Regions from separate parts of the Homo sapiens genome. Here region 2 is linked to region 1. A link is a loop called in an ENCODE intact Hi-C map of the cell type or tissue named here. Cell type or tissue: heart left ventricle. All regions are shown on one strand. Links, peaks and the distances in the headings refer to the core of each region. The heading gives the core; the rest is flanking DNA.

Region 1 (8,000 bases), core at 1-8,000:
CTTCCTAGGTTCAAGCGATTGTCCTGCCCCAGCCTCCCAAGTAGCTGGAATTACAGGCACCCACCACCACTCTTGGCTAATTTTTGTATTTTTAGTAGAGACAGGGTTTCACCATGTTGGCCAGGTTGGTCTTGAACTCCTGACCTCAAGCAATCCACCCACCTTGGACTCCCATAGTGCTGGGATTACAGGAGTAAGCCATTGCACCCGGCTCTGGATCTCATTTTGACTTTCAAAGACTACAGTATCCTTGCCATCTCCTTAACCATCTGACTTTAACAGTCATCCTATTTTTTCCCATACAACTGACTTTCATGTTACTAAATCCAATATACTATTCTTGGATTTCATTTTCCTTGGCATCTCTGCTACATTAAACCAATGATTTTCTCCTTTCTGTGCTTCTGAAATTGCCTTCTAACTCTGTTTATTGTATACTCCTTTTCTTCCTCTTAAAAGTAGACATTTACTAATGACCTGGCTATGTCTTCTATTTATAATTGTTTTCCTGACAATAACTTTTATTATTATGGCATCAACTCTCACATCTAAGCAGATGAGCTTCTGCTTAGATGTGAGAGTTTGTGCTATCTGTAACTCCTGGGCAGAGTTTCTGTAAGTCTGACTTCTTGCTGTACATCTCTACTCAAAAACAACTCACCAGCATACAAACCAAAGCTTAGCTTATACCACCTCTTTCTATTCCCTTGAGTGCTCACTTTTCCCCAAATTTTCCAGAAAAACTTCCAGTTTCAAGACTCATTAGCTTGGAGTCCCACTGTTGTTTTAACATCATCTGTTTTAACCACAAATTTTAAATAATAACAATAATAATACACCTTGATCAAGAGCATGGGCTCAGTAGGCTGCCTGGGTTTGAATCTCAGCTCTATTCTTTCCTAACTCCATAATTCTAGGCAAGTTTCCTTCCTCCCTGGTTCCTCTGCTCTCTCATCTGTAGAACAGGGCTAGTATAGTACTTACCTTCTAAGGGTGTACAATATGAAGATTAAGTGAATTAATATTTGTAAAGCATTTAGGACAGTGTCTGGAAGACAGTCACTTTTAAATATGTGTTTAAATAGCAACGGCATATTTTGAACATAAAAATTATGTTTTGAAAATAGCCATTTCATACACTAAAAGGGGTAATATTTTGAGAATTATTTACCAAGATATCACAGACACTACAAGACATAAGCTGTATTCTACATTTAGTTTGCTTCTCTAGGCTGCTATAAATAACAGCAAGTGTTTCGTGTCTTTATCAAATAGTTCTGGATATTTGGATGAACACATAATGACTATTTCCAGGGCTTAAGACACAGAACTGATTTGAATTCTCTCTTATCTTTAATCTTGAATAATCTTCTTACCATCCTTTCTGTCTTTTGCTTTCCTGTTCAGAGCCTCCTACCTGTCAAGTCAGAACAGCCCTGATGACCTCAACCAATTGCCAACAAACACGAAATCCCAAATTCTCAATTTGGATGGTGGGGTCTTTCATGTGCCTACACCACTGGTAATTTCATTCTCATTCTTCTGTGATCCAGGGATTATGCTTCCTACTTCCCTTTCCTTGGAGATCCAAATTTCGTCATTTTTTAAATGATAAACTCAAGTACCACTTTCCCCCTTGATCTCCTTTGCCTCATCCAAGATTTCGGGATATGATGCCTATCCCTCATATTCCTTTTTGGTATGGTACTGCCCTTTCTAGACTATGGCTTCCTTTTGTATAAAGGCTGACATTTTGAGATCTTCGGGAATTCCATGTGCCTTGCATCAGAAGGCTATCCAAAAATGTGTGTCACTTTGTCCCAAAGAAGCCCAAGGAGAGCTATCAATCTGTTTTTTAAACAACATTTTATACTTGGATTAATTTTGGATTTCGAGAAAAGTTGTAAAAATAGTGCAGGGAGTTCCTCTATACCCTTTGCCCAGCCTCCTTTAATATCACCATCTTATATAACCAAGGTACGTTTGTCAAAACTAAGAAATTAACACTGGTACAATCCCATACTATTAACTAAACTACAGACTTTATTTGGATTTTACCAGTCTTCTATGTCTTTTTGTCTTTTTAAAATGCAGGATCCAATCTAGGATAGTACACTGTGTGTAGTAACTTGTTTTCAGGTGTAAATGGACACATTATATGACTGTGGCATACAAAAGGAAAGAATACGGAATTTGTGAGAAAACCCAGGTTTGAATCAGTTTTTGAAGCACCATGTGCATAACACTGAAGAAATCAGCTAAGCTCTGAGCCTCAATGTTCCTATTTGCACAAGAGATATGATAGCCCTGGTAGGTTTTTGGCTGTCCAGCATCTATCCCCTTCTTTGCAGATTTCCTTTGGGGATTTTCTCCTCACTGAATACCATCCAACAGAGCCATCGAGTCAAGGGGTGGGGAAGGAACCCAATCTGAAATAGCCTGGCAGCCCTGCCTGGGATATGACTCTACCATGACAAAGAGGCAGAAACCAGAGTTTCTTCACTGTGATCAGACTCTGCTGGTTCCCAGGATTTCTACCTGCGAGCCTTCTGAAGCCATCTTACTTCTCTCCTGTCTCTAGGACCCTTTCCAGCCTCCTGTTAATTTGGGGAGTTTCTGACATCCTTTAAAAAAATCCCCTTTTAGGTAATTAATCAGAATGAGTTTCTGTTGTTTACTATCAAAGACCCTTAAGTAAGAGGGCAGGTGGAGTAGCTGCTGCTTGGTTATTATGAAGATCAAATGAGCTAATATCTATGAAAGCCCATCATTATAAACAGTACTTGCTGTGAATAACCTAGTGGATAAATGCATTCAGATAAAATCCATTTGGTCACTCTTTCATTCAACGAATATTTAAATTCCAAATATTTATAGGTGTCAGCCACTATGCCAAAAATAGCAACTGGTTTAGAATAATTATTGGGAGGAGGGAGAGGATCAGGAAAAATAACTAAAGGATATTAGGCTTATTACCTGGGTGATCAAATAATCAGTACAACAAACCCCCGCGACACGAGTTTACCTAATAACAAACCTGCACATGTACCCCTGAAATTAGAAGTTAAAAACAATTATCAAGACAACTCAAAGCTGAAGTGTTCTGTAGTACACCTGGCTGTGCAGTGAGATAGTGGTGTGAGTACATCTGTTGGGGACATTGGGAAGGGCTGGGGTAGGTGTCAGAAAAATTTCTCATGCTTCCTAGAATAGCTGAATGTCTTTCCTCTGGTCACTAATGCTACGGTAGTGCATACCTGGGAATTAGGCTGGTAACGAACGATGGTTACCATCCATTCTCCCTCTACCAGCCAGCAACATGGTGATCAGCTTGGGAGAAGCAAGGCTGTTGTTCCCTGGCACTAAGTAAATGGCATGTTTTTCTTGTGCTGCAACCAGCATTGGGTTCATATCAGCACAGCTTGTCAGCAAATAGCAATTTATGACACAAGTTGATGCGGAGGGAAAGGAGGGTCAGTGAATGGAAGCGTTACACATTTTCCTGGCGGAGGCTGCCTGTTTTACCAAGTACATTATCTGCTGTCTTCTTCAATGTGCGGCTTTGATAACAGTAACATTTTGGGCCCATTCAAAGTTGAGGAAAGAGAGTCTCCGATAGCTATTCAGTTCAGTGACATAATGCCAACACAAGTTGAATTTTATGCCTTCAGTAAATAGCTCACCTCCCCTTTTCTTTTTGTTCTGTCTCATGATCCTTGCCAAGTGGTTTTCAGAGAGGAAAAGAAAATAACATGGAATGAAAAGATGGGAAGCAAGGAAAGCCTGTTTCACTTGAATGTGTCTTTTTAATTCTGCTGATTTTTAGACCGCCTCCATCCCAATCTGAGCCCCCCACATTTGTGCTGGGTGGGAAGAATGCATTAAGATTCTACAGTCCTGTTAAGAGCTACTGTTGTGTGGCTTGGTTTCCTGTAATTCTGTCCCTATGTTCCTCAGCCTCTAGCCTGCCCTGCCTTTTCTGCTTAATCTGTCTTCCCACTTTGTCACAGTGGTGTATTTCTATAAATCCATTATTTCTCTGCATGCCAGTTCCCAGGAGATTGTAGCATTGTCTGGTGCGGCATGAGCATATCTGGAGCTGCTGATTACTGAAGCAGGTGCCTCTGATGGATGGTCACTGTGCAAAGAGCTGCTTGGAGCATTGGATATCCTTGAAAAATGGGACTGCCCCCAGAGGGAATCAGACACGTTAATAAATCACAGCCACGGTTGTTAAATTCTGACAGTGGCTGACAACGGGAAAAGAAATGGTCAGTTTTAAGGACTGGCCCTGTGAAGTCCTTAAAGATCAAATTCTCTTGTAGCTTTGGCTTTGCCTATAGAATTTCTAAAACAAAGCTGATCAGAGATTCAAGCAGAGCTGTCCCCGGTTACTCAAAGGAGTTACTCAAATTGGTTACCTCGAAGCACCTTGCTTAAATCATTTGATGGATCTAAAGGAAATTTAATAATCAGCTGCTGCTTTGTCCCCTAGACACTTACAAACCTGTCAGCATCTGAGTAAGCTTTGTATCAAGTACTATGGCTGTTCTGTGTTCAGCAGGGATTCTGTTCAAGGATGAAGACAGCTGGGACCCATGGTGTGCAAGATACTAGCCTGCCTAGAGAGACTATCCATCAGGGTTCTACTGCTAAATGAGACAGTGTTTGTGCTAATCACAAAGCAACCTTGGCTTCTACCAGGGCTGGAGGGCAAAGGAGGAAAAAGGTAGGAGAACAGTGGCTTTGCAGATTACCATAGTCCTGACATTTTCTGGGTACATGCCTTATGGAGAGGCCCAGAGACGAAATGACCATGTGAGGAGCAGGCTAACCTAGGGGTCTTTAGATTTATGCAAACCTGAATTCGAATGGCAGCTGAGCCATTTACATGCAATATGACCTTGGATTAATAAATTCTATAACCCCTCTAGGCCTTCGTTTCCTCATCAATGAAATGGGGATAAAAACAGAACCTACCTCATAGAACTGTTTTGAAGATTAAATAGATGTAAAGTGTTTTACACATTGTTCAATACATAGTAGCTGCTATTCTTAGTAATTCATGGAAGAGTAAAATTCTTTCAAAAGTGTTTTTTAAAAACTTTTATTTTAGGTTCAGAGGTATATGTGCAAGTTTGTTATTTAAGTAAACTCACGATAAGTCTAGTACCCAGTGGTTACTTTTTCTGCCCCTCTCCCTCCTCCCACCCTCCACCCTCAGGAAAGCCCCAGTGTCTGTTGTTCCCTTCTTTGTGTCTATGTGTTTTCATCATTTAGCTCCCACTAAAGTGTTTTTTATTCACTTAGAAGAAAGAATGTGTATGTCAGGCCTCATGGCATAAAAGAACATCAGCCCAGCTTGACTTCACTTCACTAAACATTTGTTAAGTAGGTACTGTAGATACTGGTTACTGCCAAGACACTAAAGTAAATGACAATATCCCCATTATCTCCCCAACTGTACTGTAAGCTTCTTGACAAGGCATGCATGCATGAGGTAAGCTTAGGAAGGGTTCCAAGGCAGCACATAAGCAAGCTGGAGGTTCTGTGGATAGTGAAATACCCTACATCCCTAGGAGCTACAAACTAAGGCAAAAAGATGCTCATCAGGATTGCTGATGGCCCTTTCTACTCTATGGCACTCTGCAGCTTGCTTCGTCTAATGTTTGGGAAACTTCTAAAGCATTCTAGACAGCATATGCCTAACTCCATTTCCCTGCAGGAAAGAAGCATAAGAAACTAAAAGGATCCAGGACAAAATAGAGCAACACCGACAACTTTCTAGCTCATATCAGCCTCCATGAGCTTTTTTTTCTACCATCTTCCATCTCTCCCTTTCCATTGTCTTAACACAAGCCTAAGCCTGACTTCTTTGGATAAGAGCTGCCCTTGGCCGAGTAGCCCACTTGAGTTCTTACCCTGCGACGCATCTCCCCTGGATTCTGGAGCAGCTGACTCCACTCTACCACCCATTTCCTTTCAGCATCTGCCCCTTTCCTTTAAGGGGTTTTTAATCTTCTGCTTTCAAGGTGAATGACAACTACCCCTTTGAGAAACGTTTCTTTCCCATTAAGCTTCTATATCTGACTTCTTTGTCAGCTCTGCTTCTTCCTTCTATTCCCTAAATGCGAGTATATCTTTTTCACCCTTTGTTTTTCTTTCTCTTCTGCAGATGATATCCACTGCAGCCCTGTCTTTTCTCCCTAGTACTCCTGCTTTATTGATTACTAGATATTTCTACTCACTGGGTTTTCTGCTACTTCAAAGAAAACTAAAACCGGAAATTATCCAGTTTTAAGCCCCAACCATCCCCCATAACCTTCCTATTTCTTTAGAAGCATTCCTAATTCTTTGAGGCTTGACATCTCAGAATGGTGTTATTCATTCAGTGGATACTGACTGTGATGTATTAGAGGCTGGTAAATGTAGACTGTCCTGGTCTTTTCCCAGCCTGCTGGGGGAAAGAAACAACTCAGCATGGAAATACAATACAGATGAATAATTGCTGTGATTGTATTAAAGCCTGAAATCAGTTTGGGGGTTCACAGAAGCCTTACAAAAGGAGATGATATCTAAACTGAGACCCAAAGAGTAAGAAGCAGTTATAGATAAAAGGGATACGGAAGTGTTCCAAACAGAGGACTGTTCAAAGGCCATCCAGGAAGAGAAAGCATTTGAGATTCTGGAAATAATTCACCATAGCTGGAATCTATAGCGCAGAGGAGCAAAACAGAGGTCAAGGTGTGAAAGACTATTCAACCCTCATCAAAAGCATCCATGACCATGACCTCCTGGGAGGAGCTCATGCTGCTGACTACAGCAGTGTTACACTTTCTTTCTTGTCATAGCATCCTCACTTCATCATCTTCCCCACCTCCACCACCCAGAATGCCATCCACCTTTCTACAGTTTCCTAACTCTCAGTGACATCAACTCTAGTGTAGACCACAGAGCACTAACTAGTTTGGTAATTCATAACATCTTATGTGGAAATTTACTTATTCATTCATTCATTATTCAAATGTTTGTTAATGACCTACTATGTGCAGGGCCCTGTACTTAGTACCACATGGGAATAAACAAGACAAACCTCGTCCCTGGCTTATGAATCTACAGTTTTGTACACGAGACAATCAACTAGTGAACATATGAGTTAAAATTTGTTGGGCTGTCATTTTTGTAGTTTGGTCTCAACTTTTTGTGGAGTCTCACTAAATTAATCTTAAACTCCTGAAAGTTTCCCTTGAATTAGAATAGCTATGTCATTCCATTAGATGTCTCTGTGTGCTGGCACTTTGTCTACCAAATATCATAGAGGCCTTATGAGATGAATCAATTATGATTTGTCTTTTCAGATGGAACAACTGAGCATCCAAGAGTTAAGGAGAGTTGCTCAAGATCACGTGACTGTGTAGTGACAAAGCCAGGGATTTCACTCAGGTCTATGCAAATGCAAAGTTCAAGGTATTGAATAGGGGTTTAGATGCTTTGTAACTGCTGGCTTTGTCATTCTTCTTAATTAACTTACCAGGAAGGTTTTTTGTTTTTGTCTGATAAAGACATTTGGACCTGTGTCAGGCCAGAGAAATAGAAGAATTTCTATAACTCAGCAAAATATAATGTTGTCTACAGAATTGCTCATCCCTTCTCTTAGGATTAACCATGTCGGCTGATTTGGATTTAATCTTATTTATCTCTCCTTCAACAAATATTTACTAGCTTCCATGCATTCGGCACTGTGTTTGATACTGGGGATAAAATAGAGAGGAAAGAAAAGTTACCCTGTCCGCATGATGCTTTTGGCTAATTATGGATACAAAGATGAAGGAAATACACCTAAAAGTGAATGTGCAACAAAAGCAGAAGTAAATGGGCTTGTGTCTGTTTCAAAGCTTATGTAGTTTATCAACTCAATAAAATCTTACAGCATGAACAATCCTACACTCAGGTGTTTCCTGCAATCTAATGTGGTTCATTTGATGGAACTAAACATCTAT
Region 2 (17,206 bases), core at 9,207-17,206, 70 kb before region 1:
AGCACAGTGGTTTAATCATGTATAATCAATTAGACAGGGCATTTTATTATTATAAATTTGTTAATCTGAATCTCTCCTATACTTTTTGCCATAGTGTCTACTTTAAAATATTGATTTTCCTTTTACTTGTTTAATAGGTTAATTTTTTGCACCAAATGTTTTTAAATGCAATGTTTGACTTCATCTTCTAATAGATTAAAATCAATTATATACTCTTATAATTTCTACCCTTGATTTAATATCTATTATCCTAAATTTGGCTGTTCCAAATACTTACTTCCTATTAAAATATAATTTGGAAGATTCTATTCTCACATTTTATGTACCCATTTTAGATTCTAGTGTGAGTTGTCTGGAAAAATCTCACAAGTGTTTTTTAAATTTATGTTTAATTACTTCTGCCAGAGAGTCTTACAGCTTCATCCATCGTCTGTCCATTGATGGGTCATAAGGGTCTTTCTTGGGGGCTGTATATTGAGCCTCAGCTGCAAGAGTTCGGTGTTATCGAGAATAATTAACAATTGACATTCACAAATTAAAATTACCCTATCACTGGACTTAACTGGAGATGCTAATGCATACACATTGCTCACAAGTTTTTCTGAAATGCACTTGGCTTATTCCTTTACACTCTGATCCCTATTCCGACCCCTGCCCTACCCTGGGTTCTTTTCGTAGGGTAAAGTGAGCCATAGAATCTTATATCTCTTTTAAAGGGGTAATGATCAGAAGAAATCTCAAAAGTTGCTGATTTATACCTATTTGCTACTTTTTAAACCTTCCTTCCTTGGAAGACAAGGCAAAGAGCTTTTTTTAGCTTCCTGGTATTTTATCTGCTTTCTAATTTTGTTTCAACAATGATGTCAATTAGTTTGACATGTCAGTAACAGCCTTTCTGTCTCTTATTAGAGTTTATCTTTTTAGCTAAGATTCAGTGGTTTTTCTCACCAAGTCTCTTGAATTGTGATTTCATTACCTTTGATTTCGATTTTTGTTTGTTTGTTTGTTTGTTTTTTGGTAAATTTTTCCCAAACAGAAGCTACATAATAAAATTACTGCATCTTTGGAAATAAATTGTGCTCTGCCTGGGAATAATATTTTTATCAAATCCTTTTATCTTAGGAGTTCTGTAATGTTGCTTCAGTGATATTTGGAGTCAGGATGTAAGAAATAAGATGTGGCCTTAGATGAAAATCCAATTGGGAAAAGACATTGGTTCTGTCACATGTTAGATATGTAAAATTTGTTTAGATATTCTAGATAAGGAAATTACCTATCTACCTTATAATGTTGTGAAGATCAATTTAGATATATATTTGATTCTATATAAACTTTAGGAATGTATATAAGCATTTCTGGGGTCCCAGATAGGTAGGTAAATGGGTAAATCATAGTACAATGTAGGGTTATATAAGAAATTAGAACAAATGAGGGAATCAAGGAAGAATGACGAGGGCCACAGAGAGAAGATGATATGTGGATGAGATCATGAAGGATGATATCCTGGGGTGGGTGGTGCTGGATGGGAATAAATTCTAGGCAGATTCTAGCATGTCCACTGACCTGTCGTTGTGGAAGACCAGGAGAGATGAGATGCTCAAAATGAAGAATTAATTGTGGTGAGTGGATCCAAGTGGTTCTGCCACAATGCCTTCTCTCATCGATTGTCTCACCCATGGCCCCATCTAAGGGAGCATGAGGGATAAGCACCTGACTCAAAGATGGCTTATTTGTAGGCTAACCAGGAGCACTAAAGCAGCTTGGTTGTAAAGGTTTTACCTATTAGGAACCAATCTGGCTTGCTTCTTGAAAGACAGAGAAGGGAGCAGTGGAGAGGGCAGTAGTAAACTGTGGCCAGAGAAGCCTATGTAGGTCATTAGAAGAGAAATTGAGGATGGCTGTTCCCTTGACATGCTCCAAATCCTGGGGACTCCCAAATTCCAGGCCATGTTTTACCTTATAGTAAGCTCTCTTTTCATAAGGCAACCTGTGTGAATTTCTTCCCGAGAGTCAAAATGGCTTACCCAACTGATCAAAGGGATATGGAAGAGATGTTAATCTGAAAATTTATTCCTGAGGTAGAGTCAATAGGAGTGACTGATTTATTAGCTGTGAGAGAGGAATTCCCTAAAGAAGTGGACAAGGGTGCTTTCCTTCTTACCAATCATTATTTTTATTAATATATTTTACAAGACTGTGGTCGAAATAATATTAAATACAAATTTTTTATACAGAAAGTGTAATAAAGTTAAAATAGTTCCTTGTAATTCATAGCATTATTGAAATGCTTACAAAATTTTTGCATAGAGTGTGCAAGGATTGATGTTATTCAAAACAAAACTAAAAAGCTCTTCTTACATCACACCCAAAACCAGAGAAAAACCAAACCAAAAATAATCCAAAGGCTGAACTCAATTACTTTATGGGAATGGGTTTTTTTTTTTTTTTTTTTTCAAAATCTCCAAGCAAATGGGACTTCCATGACCTCACCATTTTGGTTAAGAACATCAGAATCCGGCTTCTTCAGAAGCGCATCTAGCCAGCATAATGATGGATAGCCTCTGCCTTTTCCTTCTAAAACACGACCTCCTTAAGAAGTATGTCTCAGCTTCTTCATAATCTCAAAAAGGGAGAAACCTGACTGGGGGAGGTGGTTGATACATGAAAAACTTTATTCCCTCCGTCACAGACTAGATAAAAATTAATTTTGTGTTCACTAAATTTAGATGTGCCGACACTTCCCTTTACTTTTCTAGAATCTTGCATCTCTTCCAGAGAGCTAGATTTCTGGCTCTGGTAAGGTTAGTCCTATGAGACCCTTTAATGGTATCTATTCCTGGCTTGCCATTTGGATGTCTTAAACCATTAAAAAGGAAATCCCTGACTGACTTACTGTAGAGTCGAGTCTTTTTCATTTTTGGCTCATCCTTTTACTAAGGTTTTGTGGTGGGTTGTTGAACCAGGAAAGCACTGGCACTGGGGCTGAGTCTTTTGGGTATGGTGAGGAGCTCTATCCACAATCCTGCCAGAGGACCAGATATGTGTTGTGGAAAAAGCACATCAGAGAGGGATGGACCCCAACCTCTTTGCTGCTGTGGCCCTCTAAGCTCTGGGTGAAGGCAGGTTGACAGCAGGGCTTTAACAAGGGCATTATGGTTTCTAATCTTTTTGCATGATCCCTGGCTGAGTTAATTCTTCAAAATGACTTTGTCTTTTTAACTCTTACAGATCAAACCCTGATCCCTTTGCTTAGAAGATGAAAGCATTCCAAAGAAACCAAGCTGTAAGGAACTTCAGATGCACTCATTTTCTCCCTTCCTAGTTGAAACACCACCAAACCTCATTGCTGAATCTAGGATGCCAGTGTAAAATACACAGGTTCAAAGTTAAAGGGTGCCACTTTAAAAATAAGAACTGGCAAATGAGTCTTATTTCCAACTCAGATAAATTGGTAGTAACGGCCTGAGTGCTCTGGGGAGGAGAATTCTGCACCTGGGGAAGGGTATGGCCCATTAATGATGGCTGCCAAGGTGTGAGGCCAAAGACATTACAGGACCAGAGTGGTCAGCTCAGCTCTGACATTGTATGCCTAATGCAGTCAGTGAGTCCCTGGTAGTTCTTTCTTATAGGGAAACAGAGACAATGATAGAAATGAGCTTCCCTCTATTTGATCGCTTCCTTGAGTTTTGCCACAAGTAAAGGTAAAGAAGAATACTGACCAAATAGTGTCAAAGATCAAAAGTAAGATATTTGTCTTTTGAAGGGAAGTATAAAGGAAAGAGATGTATGTGTGCAGAAATGCTGACTTGTTTAGCCACACACACAGATAACTGAGTATTACAATTTTTTCCTAAATGTGAGGCTAACAACCCAGGTATTTTCCGGTCTTTTTTTTTTTTTTTTAAGCTTGACCTAAGCATACACAGAAAAAATTAATATTTTTGTTGTTGTTCTAGATTCTATTATTCAGGCAGGCTTTCTATATTTTCCCCTTAGGTATCTATACTTTAGTATAGATGCTGTCACTGTGAGAGACTACAGAAAGCAGGGAAAATAGAAGTTCTATAGCTTCATCTACCAAGGAAGATCTAGTTTAAAACCTAGTAGGGGACATGTCCCAACAACTTGAAAATTAGTTTGACATGTGGTGACTTTATAGCATAGTGGTCAGGAGTTAAACCTACATTCCAGCTCTGCCATTTTCTAGGTAGTGGCTTTGGGCAAGTTTCTTAGCCACTATAAGCCTCAGTTTTCACATCCGAATATTGGAACTATATTAAAACCCAACTCAAAGGATTGTTTTGAGGATGAAATAGGAGAATGTATGTAAAATGTTTAGCACAGTGGCTAGCAATAGCTCAGTGAATATTAATAAATATTCTTAAAATTGAATAATAGAATACAACTCTTCCCATGTCTTCGGGTAGCTTCAGATCCAGGAAAATCTCTTACGTTTTGCAAGATTTTGTGGGGTGGTTCTTTTTGGGGAGAAGTTTCATAGATTGGCTCAGATTGTCAAAAGAATCTATGGCCCCCCAAAATGTTAGAACCCCATGAATTAGATGAATATGGGAACTAAAGAAACACTGTCTTCCTTGTTGACAAGTGTCGTCTTCCTGCCCTCAGACAATCCTTTGGCTACAAGTGTTCCCATGGAACCTAATAGACCAGTTTGGAGTTTCTCGTTTTATGAAATCCTGAGCTATCTCTGATTTCACCAAAAAACCCCAAATGTAGAAGTAGGATGTGAAGCCATTGGAAAGTGAGGGACTATTAGACAACTCTAGGCATGTGGGGTGGATTTTAAATCAAGCAGATGTTTTCTTTTCTCTTCTCGCAAAGAAGTCGGCCTCATATTTGTGTTATTAAGCTGACCTTAGCTAATGTTCAGTGATGAAGCCAAATTCACTCACTTACTAGTGAGGCTGTCCACATACTTAATGAGGCATTTGGAACCCCACTCTGGCTTCCTACTGCAACAGGTGGATTTAGACAGTAAACATGCTTCTCGATTACAGTGGCTGTTTCTTTGTTCTATTCCACCTGCATATCTCAAAATGGGTGATGATATTACTGCTTGCTGGGCTGAAGTTGAGGAGCAGCAGTGAGCACTGTTGTTGGAAGGTTTGAGACTGTTTATTGATGGATTTGATAGCATCATTAACACTGTATGATGACATCACACTTACTATTGCATCAAGGGCTCATGACATTCTTGCTCTTTCTCAAATAAGGATGCTCATTTCCTCCTATTCTGTCAATATCTACAAAAGGAAGGTAGGGGGAGAACCAAAGAAAACAGCATGTGTGAGCATGAGTTGCCCCAAAAAGGTTATTTTCTTTTACATGTATGCTCTAACAATACTCAAAAGGAGGACCTCCCACAAGTAATTATTTTCCCTTTGCCATTCAAACCTGCCTTGAGAAATTTCAGGGACTCCCTTATGAAGAAAGCTTTTAAGAACCATAGAAATCACATTGCTTTTGAAAGTGCGAGCGTGTGTGGTGTGCTGTGCTGGCTGAAGCAGCAGGCTTCAGACTGCTTTATCTCTTATCAGTGGTTTGGCTTTGTGCATGAGAAATTCAGAGGCAACTGTATAATTTTAAATTCCGATTACCACAAAGAAAGAGAGGCATCTGACATCCCAATGCCGTGGCTTTGACTATTTTAATGGAAATATGTTGGAACTAGGGGAACCTTCCACCACGGAGATAGTGATGAAAGACCACAAGAAAGACATTTTATCTTTGAGATAAAAGGCCTGTTTTCGAAGGTTGTTTCTTATATTATAACTTTTTCCCAACCTGCTACTAGGGCACTATGCAAATGTATCATTCCAGGAGCTGTTTCCTTATCCTTTTCATGCCTAAGATTTCTTGGGACAGGGGGAAGAGGGAGAACTGGTCTTGTTTAATGAAATTTTTGACCTTTCATAGAGCCTTGAAAAATCAGTATCAGGTGCTGGAATGGATCTATTTACCTTTTTGGTCCAAACTTCATACTACCTTTGGCCTTTATAAAATAAAGCAAGATACTCTGATCTAGCTGCTGCCAGTTTATTTCAACTGTTTCCAAATAAAAGGCTGAGGGATTCCCTTAAGTGACTTTGATTAGGGTCTGGTAAATGGGGGTCATTTACATTTAAAAAAAATTCCTTCCTCCCCACCATGATACTCATACTTCCAGAGTCATCCCTAGCTGATACTTTTTTTTTTTTAAGCGATATTGAGTATGAAACCCTGGATGAGCAAAAGGGATCTTGACCAAAGGGATAAATGTCTGATAGGAACCTGCCTTACCACACACAAGCAGAGATGTCAGAATATGTCTTTTCAAAATATGTTTTTGTTGTTGTTGTTATAGTTTTTTGCATTCCTTCTACACCAGAGAATGAAGACCCAGATTCTTAGAAATAAAGCCAAACTGGCATTCATCTGGTTTCTCACAGCATCAGTTTGATAAAAAGAATTTCACTGTATTTTTTTTGTCCCCATGTATTTTGCTTTTTCCAATACTTCCAATTATTTGTTGGTCTCACTAACTCTTCAAGCCTGGTGTGGCTGTAGGAACAGTAAGCACAGTGGCGGTGTTGATAACTGACGTGATGTGGGCTAAACAGACATGTTAAGTCAAAACTATTCTCTGGAGGACCATGGAATGGGCATCCCTCTAGACTATGGGAGGGTGAAGTGGAAAACTTTAATGAATATAGACAGCAGAAAGAGCCTACAGGAAACAGATTCTAAGGTTGAACCACAGGGTCCCCTACTTCACTCTCATTACACAATGATGCTGACCTGCAGAACCTGGTATGGTCTATCAATTAAGGGTCTTGGAGGATCATAACTTTCCTTTTCCATTAAGCTTCCACTAATCCCATCCTCCCTGTTCCCAGGCATCCTCTGAGCCTGTGTTTCTCTGGCAGGTGGATCAATTACTTCCACATGTCTTGGAAGGCAGGCTTTCCACATGTAACATAAGGAAGGGCTTCCTTCCTGAAAGACTTTGCCAAGTAACTATATTCCCAAACCTACACAGAAATGTAAGCTTACTCCCTGCTGTTTGGAAATGTGCTTTCTTTCCTGCTATATCCAATGCATACCACAAAAACCTCTAGGTCAGGGGTGAGGAAACTTTGCCTGTAAAGGACTAAATAGTAAGTAATCTATGCTTTGTGGGATACATAGTCTCTGACACAACTACTCCATCCTGCTGCTGTAGTGTAAAATCAGAAAACATGTAAATGAATGTATGTGGCTATGTGACAATAAAACTTTAACTACAGGAAAAGGTGGTAAGTCAGATTTGGTTTCCAGGTCATAGTTTGCCCACCTCTGCTCTAGGGTCAAACCTTAAGCAAACTTTGGTCTATAGTTGCTGGATATGCGATGAAAATTATCCAAAGAGAAAATGACCTAAAGGATGTTCAAAGCCAGTTCAAGTTTATCCCTTGGGTAACATAACAATTATAAAGCCACATGTCAGGCTTTTACCTAGGTAGATGTCACCATAAGGGCTTTTGAAAACCTCTGTGATACTCGAATAGTTTCCCAAGACTTCTATGACTTCTTGAGCAGATATCAAATAGAAGTAAATGTTGAACATATTTGGAAATCAGTTTTTAATTTGTAAAAATCTTCTGAACAATATTAACCTACTAGAACTTCTAGTATATTGAAGGTTCATTTGGATTCTTTGTTATGATACCAGCTGTTTAATATACCCAAAGGTGCGATTGTCTAGAAAATGTCATATATAAAGATTAGAAAGAATCTCATTTTTTAAAAAGTAGGCGTTAGTAGATTTTTAATGTAAAAGCTCCCCGCCGGCCCCCAAGAATTCAGGTAAAATTTTTTCTCTTGACCACTGACAAATATTCTAGTTTGAGGGTGTTGGGATAAAAAGATGTACATTGAGAAACTTATAATGCATACCAATTTCCAAAATCTGAACAAAATGCATAATTTAACCCATATCAAATTTCCTGCTTATTACTTTGTATACTGTGGTCACTTAGCATAAATGAAAAATTGAATGTTATGTCTGTTCCCAATAGGTACTTGATTTATATGGTTGATTGCTCTTATTTTTATTCTGTTTGTGATCTCACTACCCTTAGGATTAAATTTTGCATGTGGGATCACACCAGTCTCTTTTATTGGCATGAAACTTGTGGTGCTAATCTCATTCCTTCACGTGGTGATTAGAACAAAATCTAAGCAAAAACGTTCTGGGAACTTTTTGCTTTTTTGTCATCTAAAGATTAATGAACTTCAGATGGCAAAATGCAAAGACAGTCTACTTTAAAAAATCACCTGTCTTAACCTATCTAGCCACAAATGACTTTGTAGCTATCATTGTTTATCTGAATGATATGGGATAGGTGCTCCTAGTAGCCAAGGAGGGCGTTTCCTGGCTTGGAAAAACCCTGTATTGATACATACAGATTCTGGCAACATGGCCCTATGGAATATTAATTATACTGATCCAGCGTAATCTGATGTCTTTTATGGTTTTCCTTTTTAGACCTTAGTGCTACAAACCAACCAATCACGGGGTCTCACCCCTAAGAGTGACCAGCCCAACTCTTCTGCATGAGATATTGAACAAGAGTGCTTGGAGTGAGTCTGGGGTCTGGACGCCAGCAGCATCACTGGCCAGGCTAGGACCCACGCCGCTGTCCCCCACCATCTACTTCTAAGTAAGTGACTAAGCAACACACAGCTTGCTTTTACATCCCATGTGTGCAAATCTCAGCCTGATGCTTGAGTGTCATCTCAAAAAATATCAAATCTTTTATTTCTCTCCTATCACAAAACTTCCCTTGCTTGTAAAGTAAGAAAAAGTAAAACCTTGTTGAGGGAAAAGAAAAATCCAAATGCCACCCAGGCCTACAAATACTACTTCATTTAGGCTTGCAGGGCCACTACTTTCCAAATGGCATCCAGGACTGTCTAAGCCAGTGATGAGTTCATTCTGGGCTCTTTGAAATCCACATCATCTGCCAGCCATTTGGCTTGTCTATCAGCTTTTAAGATGTCCAGTCATAACTAAGTCATTCCCCTCCAATCACCCAAAGTAAACTATAGGTAACAAGATAAATAAGATGTGCTTCTCCTTGCTGAGTGCATTGACTTAAGGCATAGGCACATTTCCCCCTCTTTGAACAGAGATGGTGTAATCCCCTGTCCCAGCACAAGAGCTGGCCAGGGTGACCCTGGAGCATGATGATGAAGGTGGGGTGATGAGAGGTAGCTGATGGCGGGAATGAGGTGCTGCTTCCACATACAGGGAAGCAGGTACTGCTGGGCCTCAGGGGACACAGTGATTCTCATAAAGACACTCAGTTTGTATTATCTTTCAGTGCACAATTCTGGTGGCATGTAGTGCTTCTTAGAGAAAACACAATAGTGGCTTTAGGAATATGAATATCCCGGCACTGAAAAAATATATAAGAAGAACAAAGTCAGAGAGTTTGTGAATGCCTTTAAAAATAAAGGGCATGTTTTGACATTTCCCACCAATCCCAAGAAACATGGTAAACATAATTAGGTTCCTTATGCTACTCTTAATTAGACTTCCAGGCTTCTTTTGGGGTAGGAGTTCTGCTCTTAGGGATTTTGATTGACCTGATCATTGTGGGTTGAAATCTTTTGGTTAAAGTCAGAAGTGAGAACAGAACAGCTTTTAAGCCATTTTTCCCTTAAACAGAGACATATCACCCGTTTGTTCATTGCCCATCAGGCCATTAAGTAGCTTCCAGCTCACTGAGGAACAGCTGTTATCTTATTTTGTGCTGATTTACAGCTCCTAATTTGACTGTAGGAGAATCTGTGAGTTTGGAGGGAGCAAGATAGCAGAAGTTGGGTGAGCAGTTCAAAATTTGCTGAAATTCATCCTCCTCATTCATTCAACTACAAAAACCCCAATATGTCTGGTAGCCAAGGTAGGCCAGCCATTTTGAATTCCTACGGCTGACTTCTACAGCATTGCCAGTTCCTAGCTTGAAGAGGGGGAAGTTAGCCAGCCTTACTAAAGCTAAAACAGGAAATCAAATGCCTATTTTTGATACAAAGGTCTCAGAGCTTGAGTGCGACTGAGATTCCCGCCATCACTCCCTCGTAATGACACTAAAAGAGAAGATATGCTGCTACTCGAATATCTAGATGAAGATTCTGTCAGTGTTTAATACGCTGTGTGATTCTGAATGGTCTGGGGAATGTTGGGACGGATGTGTGTTTAGATTTCTGTCACTCAGGTGGTGGGGATGGGATGGAAAATGACAGTGGATATCGCAGGGTCACCCATGGTTCCTTTTGTACTGAAACCTCATTTTATACAGAGGATATATATATTTATTTATATATATTTATATATATTTATATCCACCCACACACGCGAACACACTCAAGCACGCACACACACGTACACATACACACAAGGTCTTTGATAGGCTTTCTGTGTTCTAGTAAAAATAGCTGGCAGCCAGTGTCTAAAGCCAAAAAAGGCCTTTATGCTGCCAACAATGTCCACTATGGATAGTCTTTCAGAGGCAGACACTTGTGTTTATCTGACAAGTGGACCCAGCTCCTGCCTGAGACAGGAATAATCTCCCATTGGCGCAGACGCAGATCTCGAAGACCTTCTGCCTCGTTCCTGTAGGCGTGTAGGATCCATGAGGCAGTCTAGGTAGCCTGATTTTCGCAGCATCTAACTTAATCTAAAGACAGAGAATAGGAAGGAAAGCATTGGTCAGAGGCTGTCGTCTCTTCTCTTGACATTCAGAAACAGCAAGTGAATGTTCAATTCAACTGAAATCTAATGAGCACCTACTATGTGTTGATTATTTTTGGTACTGGGGATTTGGATACCAACAAGATGGAAAGTCTCTACCTTCACAGAAGCTTAGATTCTAGCAAGATAATGCTGCATTGATCTATGTTAGCATTTTGCAAAAAAATGTCATACAGAATGTAAATAGAGTCCTAGAGTCAAATAAATGTGAAAATGTGACATTTAACAATTTTCTTTACTATGGGACTTCCCAGATCCTACTATGACTGTGTGCAAGGTGAGTGTTCAAGAAGAGAATAGAGTATGTAACATTTTCCAACTTTTAAATGCTAGTGAGCCTTTCTGCTTTTTTTTTTTCTAACAATTTATGGGGCTGATGGTCTATAGAATATACTTTGAGAAAAACATGCCTATAAAAATATGCCTATAAAAATAAGCAGTTGTGGAAGCTGCCATTAGATTTACGATTATAACTGATTCCTCCAGAGTTCAAATTCTGATAGCTATAAACTGCATATGTGAGGTAGCCACTATTTTTATATGTGTGTGGTTTGCAGTTTGTAGCTGCTTGAAGAGGCAGTTGTGATAACTGAATGTTCTGACTATCTCTTCTAAAACAAAATAGGAAATGCCATACCAATCAAAAGGGGGACTTTTATATCCATCGAGTGGATGTATAGAAGCAGGTAGAGACTGATAACCTCTCTCATTGAATAGTCAGGTGGAATAGCATTTTTCTTAAAAAAAAAAAAACACACAGATTTTTTAACTCTATGATTAAATAGCAAAGTTCACTTATGAGCACTTTGAAGGCATTTTTAAAAGTTTACAGACAAATCACATTTTGGGTGTGGGTAGTAATTGGCTTGTCTTGCTAGCAAAAACACAAGCAGCATTTCTGTTCACCCAGCTGGGACTGTGTTGGCATAAGAGAATGAATATCTGCAGTGTTTCATTCCCTTGCTGCCTAGTCTTACCCTATAAAGTTTTGGCTTGTTCTGGTTGGGACAGCTGTTCAATCTGCCTCCCCATTTTCAGTGAAAACAGAAACATGTGACACAAAGTAATGACAAGTAAATTAAGTTCATCTTGAGCCAGATGTGTATAATATATACAGCTTAATTATGTTGGCTAACAAAATCTTATTTTAAGGTGACAAGAGAGAATTTGAAAATAGCATTCATTTTCATGGTCATATAATTCTGTACTTGGAATACATGCCATTATCTCTGCATTTTACAAATAAGAAATCATCACTTTGATGGATTGTGGGTTTGGCTTATAATCATGCTGCTCAATTAATTGTTTCAGAAATAAAACCTGCTTGGCTCCTTTTGTTGATACACTGTAGGATCCAACTCCGAGGTCAACCAGTTATGGGAAGGGTTGGCCTGTTGAAGCTGTAGCTCTTTGAACTTCTGTCCTTCTCATCCCTCACCTCTCCATCTTTGGATTCCAGTCTCAGCTCTGTCCTGCAGGTGGCTTCCATATTGCCAGCTTCTGCATTGATTTCCACTCCTTTTGGGGCCTCCATCACTAGAGACCGGGTTGGGGACTCCAACCTGAAAAACACCCAAGATCGTCAATAAAGATCCCTTTTTCTTTTTAATAAATACAAAAGGAAGTTCATGCTCAAGGACATTAACAAAGCATTCCAGTATTTGATCAGAGAATTTTTTAAAGTTTTGCTTTACAACCTGGTCAAGTTTATGACAGGGAGCATAATAAGTCTAGGCTTTATCTTCATTGCATTTTACAAAGGCTGTAAGGAAAGTGTTCTAGGATCCTGGTTTCACTTGATCTTATATCCAAGTGTTGTTTTATTGGTATAATTAATCAAACTCATATAAGCTTTTTTTTTTTTTTTTTTTTTTTTTTTGTAAAAGTAAGTCAATCCCGGATCTAAACCGAGCTTCCTGGAATTGGTAGGTATCCTTTCTACTTTGTCCTGCTTCTGTATCTTCCATGGAGGCAGAATCAGATAGAGGTTAAAAAAATGGGTCTAGGAGTCTGACATGCTTGGAGTGAAGCCATGGGGTGGCCACTAAATGACCATGGGTAAGTCTTTCTTTACCTCCTCTTTCCTTTCTAAAATCTCTTAAAGCCTCAGTTTCCTCATCTATAAAGTGCTTCAAATAGTGCCTGACACAATAGAAATGCAAATATGTATTATATATTACTATTACTGCTGTTACTATTGTTACAATACCAACCAATCATAAGAAAGCCTCAGGCCTTAACCTTCAATGCAGCTGTCATTTCTGCACTGCAGAGAGGGTCAGTGGTTGCCAGGGGCTGGGAGGGGAGGTGGTCTGACTGCAAAGGGACAGCATAAGGAAAACATGTTTTGTGTGACGGAACTTGATTGCAGTGGTGGTTACAGGTCTCTATGTATTTGTGAAAACTTGCAGATGAGTGAATTTTATGGTATGTAAGATAAAAAATAAATCAAGAGAATCAGCCACATTCTATGCTAATTATGATGGCAAAACAGGATAATACTCCTTAGGAGGAAGCTTTTTGCCTAATTCATATAATGAGAAAAACATTAACTGAAACTCAACCATCCCCTAAATATTCTAATTTTATTTTTCTTTTTCTTAGAAACAGGGTCTCACCCTGTTGCTCAGGCTGGAGTGCAGTGGCACAATTATAGCTCACTGCCATTTCAAATTCCTGTGCTTAAGTGATCCTCTGGCCTCAGCCTCCTGAGTAGCTGGGTATGTGCCACCACGGGCAGCTAATTTTTAAATTTTTTGTAGAGATAGCGTCTTGCTATGTTTGCCCAGGCTGGTCTCAAATTCCTGGGCTCAAGTGATCTTCTCTCTTTGGCCTTTCAAAGTGCTGGGATTACAAGCGTGAACCATCATACCCAATTGATTTTAATACTATTACCAGATAGGAATGTATGAAGATCCTCCTCTCTGTTACAAAGAAAGTATCCTAACGTAGGAACGGAGACCTCAGCAATGGTTCTCAAAACACTCTGATCCAGACCAATTTCCTGAATTTAATTTCAGTGCTTCTAACTTTCAGACACCTTAAACATGTTAAAAAGGAACCTCATTCTCCTTGCCCACTATTGATTCTTTGTTCTGTTTTTGCCACTGCCTCTGAGTAGGGTAAAGCCTCTTGGGCCTCAGTAAGTGGCAAACAGAGCAAGCTGACCAGTAAGATCCACTACGGAGCAACCCCCAGCCACATTGCACAAATGCCAAGAGAGAGCTCATCCACATTTTTCAGGTCTAGGTTCCTGAGGATTGCTTCCAGGCAGCAGCCTTCTCCCTTGAATTGTCCCCCCCTACAATGACTCAACTAAAATCATCAAGAGAAGCAATAGTCCTGGAGTACTTACGAAAGGATTGGCCTGAGTTTCTATGTAAATAATTTTTTCTTCTGTGGTCTCACCCCTTTGGGTGTGGCAAAAATCCTCCACTCCCCACCTCCCCTCCTCTTAAGACCTTCACCAGGTTGTGCTGAACCAGGTGCAGTTCTGCCCATTATTGTGGTTCATCTCATTTGCATTTGGTTTGATAATGTCAGTGCAACAGGGAGAGGGACTCAGTAGCAGGACAACAGAAAGTGATGTCTGTGCAGTACGGCCTGGTCTAGAACCTTAATCCAACTAACTGGAGCTGCCCCTGTGCTCTTGACTCCCTCTCACTTTTGAGATATGAAGATGGTTTTTTTTGCCATTCTCTGTGTTTTCTCTCCTATACAGTCTGATTGATGCACACAGTTTATCCTAAGTTTTCTAACTGCTTCTGTTTCCACTAATGTCGATACCTTTCTCCTTGTAGGATGAGTTTGTGCTTTTACTATACTTCCTGCTCACCTCTTACCAGTGTCACTGCCATCATCCCCCTTGCCAAGGTGAGAGTCCTCCTGTCATCTTTTCTCTTTCTTCCTTCTTCCCTCAGTTAACACGTCTTTTAACTCAGAACTTCTCCGTTTTCAGAATCAAGCCATGGAGTGGCCACTAAATGACCATGGACAAATCTTTCTTCCTTTCCCTCCTCTTTTCTTCCTAAAATTTCTTAGAAGCATTCTCAAATGTGAGCATGAGAATCACCAGGAGGGGGTTATGAAAGGGTTGCCTGTAACCCGGACTATTGTAACTGTGTCTCAAGTTTTGTCTCTAGTTTTTCCTTTTTCCCAATGAACTTCACACAAAAATATATCTTCCCGAAATAAGTTTTGAATATGTTACTTATCAAAACTTGTAGAATATGTTCTACAATTTCCTTAGAAGAGATCTGAACTCCATTTAGAATTTGTTCTGATCTGTTTTGCTGGTCTTATTTCTTGCCTTAAACATCAGCTATGTGTTATTGGGGGGTTTGTTACTAGGTGGTGACACTGCTAATGTGTTATCTCATTTAATCCTCACCAAAACCTATCAATCTGGTGTTTCTATAGTCCTGATTATACAAACAAGGAATCTATGGTACAGTGACTTGCTCATGGTTATACTCCTAGTAAAATGGCAGAGCCAAGATTTGAATTCAATTTAGTGGACTCCAAAGCTAATATTTGTTTATACCATATTAGTTCCAGAATAACTGTATTTCTTTCCATCTATTGTATCTTTACCCCTATTTTCTGTAATCCTTTCTTCAAGAAGTTAATGCTTAAATTTCTAAAACCAATCTATGTAAACAATAGTGAGGTAATAGTAGTATATATGGCTGGGTGATGCATACTTCATGGTTATACAGTATTTCTTATAACTTATTTAAACGGTCTACTTCAGCAATATCAAATTTAGGATATTTGGAATGTGTTCAAACTTGGTACATAGAGTTCAAAGTGAATGATTCAATATAAACAGAATAGTTTGGTGAAAAAGAAAGCTTGAAATAGAAAAAAAGTATGGAGCTTACAGAGCTTTATCAGATGCAGGACTGGCATTTCAGACAGGCATTAGAATTCGCTTTATTCTTGCCCACTGCCTAGGCCTCTGAGATTAGCAGGAGGGACCCAGGCCGGAGAGGTAGACTCAGAAATGACTCCTGCCTTTCCCCACATCTCAGCCATGAAAGAACCAGGGTGGTGAGAAAGGGCACTACTCTGAAAGTGTCCTATTGTGAAAGGCTGCAACAAAATAGAGATGATGATTTCCTGGAAGCAGTGACAAAAAAGGTAACTGGCTTTCTGTTTTACAGCCCAGCTTAATGTCCTTTGATGTTCAAGCAGACTTAACAGAAGTTGTTCACACGCTAGTCTTTCCACTGAGATAAAGCTCCTTGATATGGTTTGGCTGTGTCCCACCCAAATCTCATCTTGAATTGTAGTTCCCATAATCCCCACGTGTCATGGGAGGGACTTGGTGGGAGGTAATTGAATCATGGGGGTGGTTACCCCCATGCTGTTCTCATGATGGTGAGTTCTCATGAGATCTGATGGTTTTATAAGAGGCTTTCCCCCTTCGCTTGGCACTTCTCCTTCCTGCCACCTTGTGAAGAAGGTTCCTTGCTTCCCCTTAACCTTCCACCATGATTGTAAGTTTCCTGAGGCCTCCCCAGCCATGGGGAACTGTGAATCAATTAAACATCTTTCCTTTATAAATTACCCAGCCTCGGGCAGTTCTTTATAGCAGTAATAAAATGGACTAGTACACTCCTACCAAAACCCTGTGGAAACTGCAGAGAGCATCACTCCTGAAGTGATGTCCGTCAACCTCTGCCCATAAATTAATGACCACAACACAATTGTTTAGATGGCATGTAGTAAGGAAAAATGGAAGGTTTCCTCCTGATGGGAGTGGCAGTTAAGGGTCCTGCTGACTCTTGGAAATGAACACTACTTCCATTAGGAGAAACTGCAACCCTCTCAGAGGAGAAAGAAGAGCCTCACTGAAGAGATGCAGAAAGGAGGAGTGGCCAGGAAGGGTGGGGGCCGGAGCTGGGCCGGGCCAGGCTGTGCCATATCTTCAAGAAGAATGGTTCTCAAATGTGAGCATCAGAATCACCTGGTGGGCTTGTGAAAACAGTGCTGGGTCCACCCCTAGAGTTACTGATTCAGTAAGTCTAGAGGGGTGCCCACACATCCACATTTGTAACAAGTTCCCAGGTGATGCTGATGCTGCTTGTTTCGGCGGGCCACACTTTGAGAAGCACGGCTCTAGTCCAAGGGTCATAAACTCAGGTGCCCCCACCAAGACTAAATAGGTGATGACAGTGAGTAACCCATGAGAAAGCTGTAAGTAAAATGACATTCCCAGAACAGTAACATGGTATGTGGCACTGGCCTAAATGTGAATGAGGCGATGGAGATGCTGTCTACGGGGACAGCTGCTCTTCTATCTAACCTGGCCAGTGGTTGCCAGGGCTTCTGATTTTAGTGTTTTCTAATTTAAAATGTTTTGAATTTTGATCTGAATTATTAAATTTTATGAATAGACACAAAATA

What was found. Hi-C counts contacts between places; a loop is a spot of excess contacts. Peaks named below come from ENCODE experiments on the same cell type or tissue, not always from the same donor. Only the 100,000 strongest peaks of a DNase experiment are listed, where the experiment ranks them.
Region 2: a loop joins it to region 1, with 2.6 times the contacts of the local background. A loop is called at or near these places in 3 of 110 quality-filtered maps.

What each region holds. Positions count from the first base shown.
Region 1 is chr5:156,683,138-156,691,137 of GRCh38, reverse strand. All of the region lies in intron 7 of SGCD (sarcoglycan delta), which reads right to left. Among named protein-coding and RNA genes, the nearest start is that of PPP1R2B, 160 kb to the left of the region's middle. In heart left ventricle, for the core only: no CTCF peak of the experiment used is centred there; no DNase peak of the experiment used is centred there; H3K27ac peaks cover 5,136 bases.
Region 2 is chr5:156,752,732-156,769,937 of GRCh38, reverse strand. It overlaps SGCD (sarcoglycan delta), which reads right to left. Exons shown (of 9, transcript NM_000337.6): 8 at 12,234-12,357; 9 at 2,150-10,721. The coding sequence ends at 10,548. Among named protein-coding and RNA genes, the nearest start is that of PPP1R2B, 89 kb to the left of the region's middle. In heart left ventricle, for the core only: no CTCF peak of the experiment used is centred there; no DNase peak of the experiment used is centred there; H3K27ac peaks cover 2,089 bases.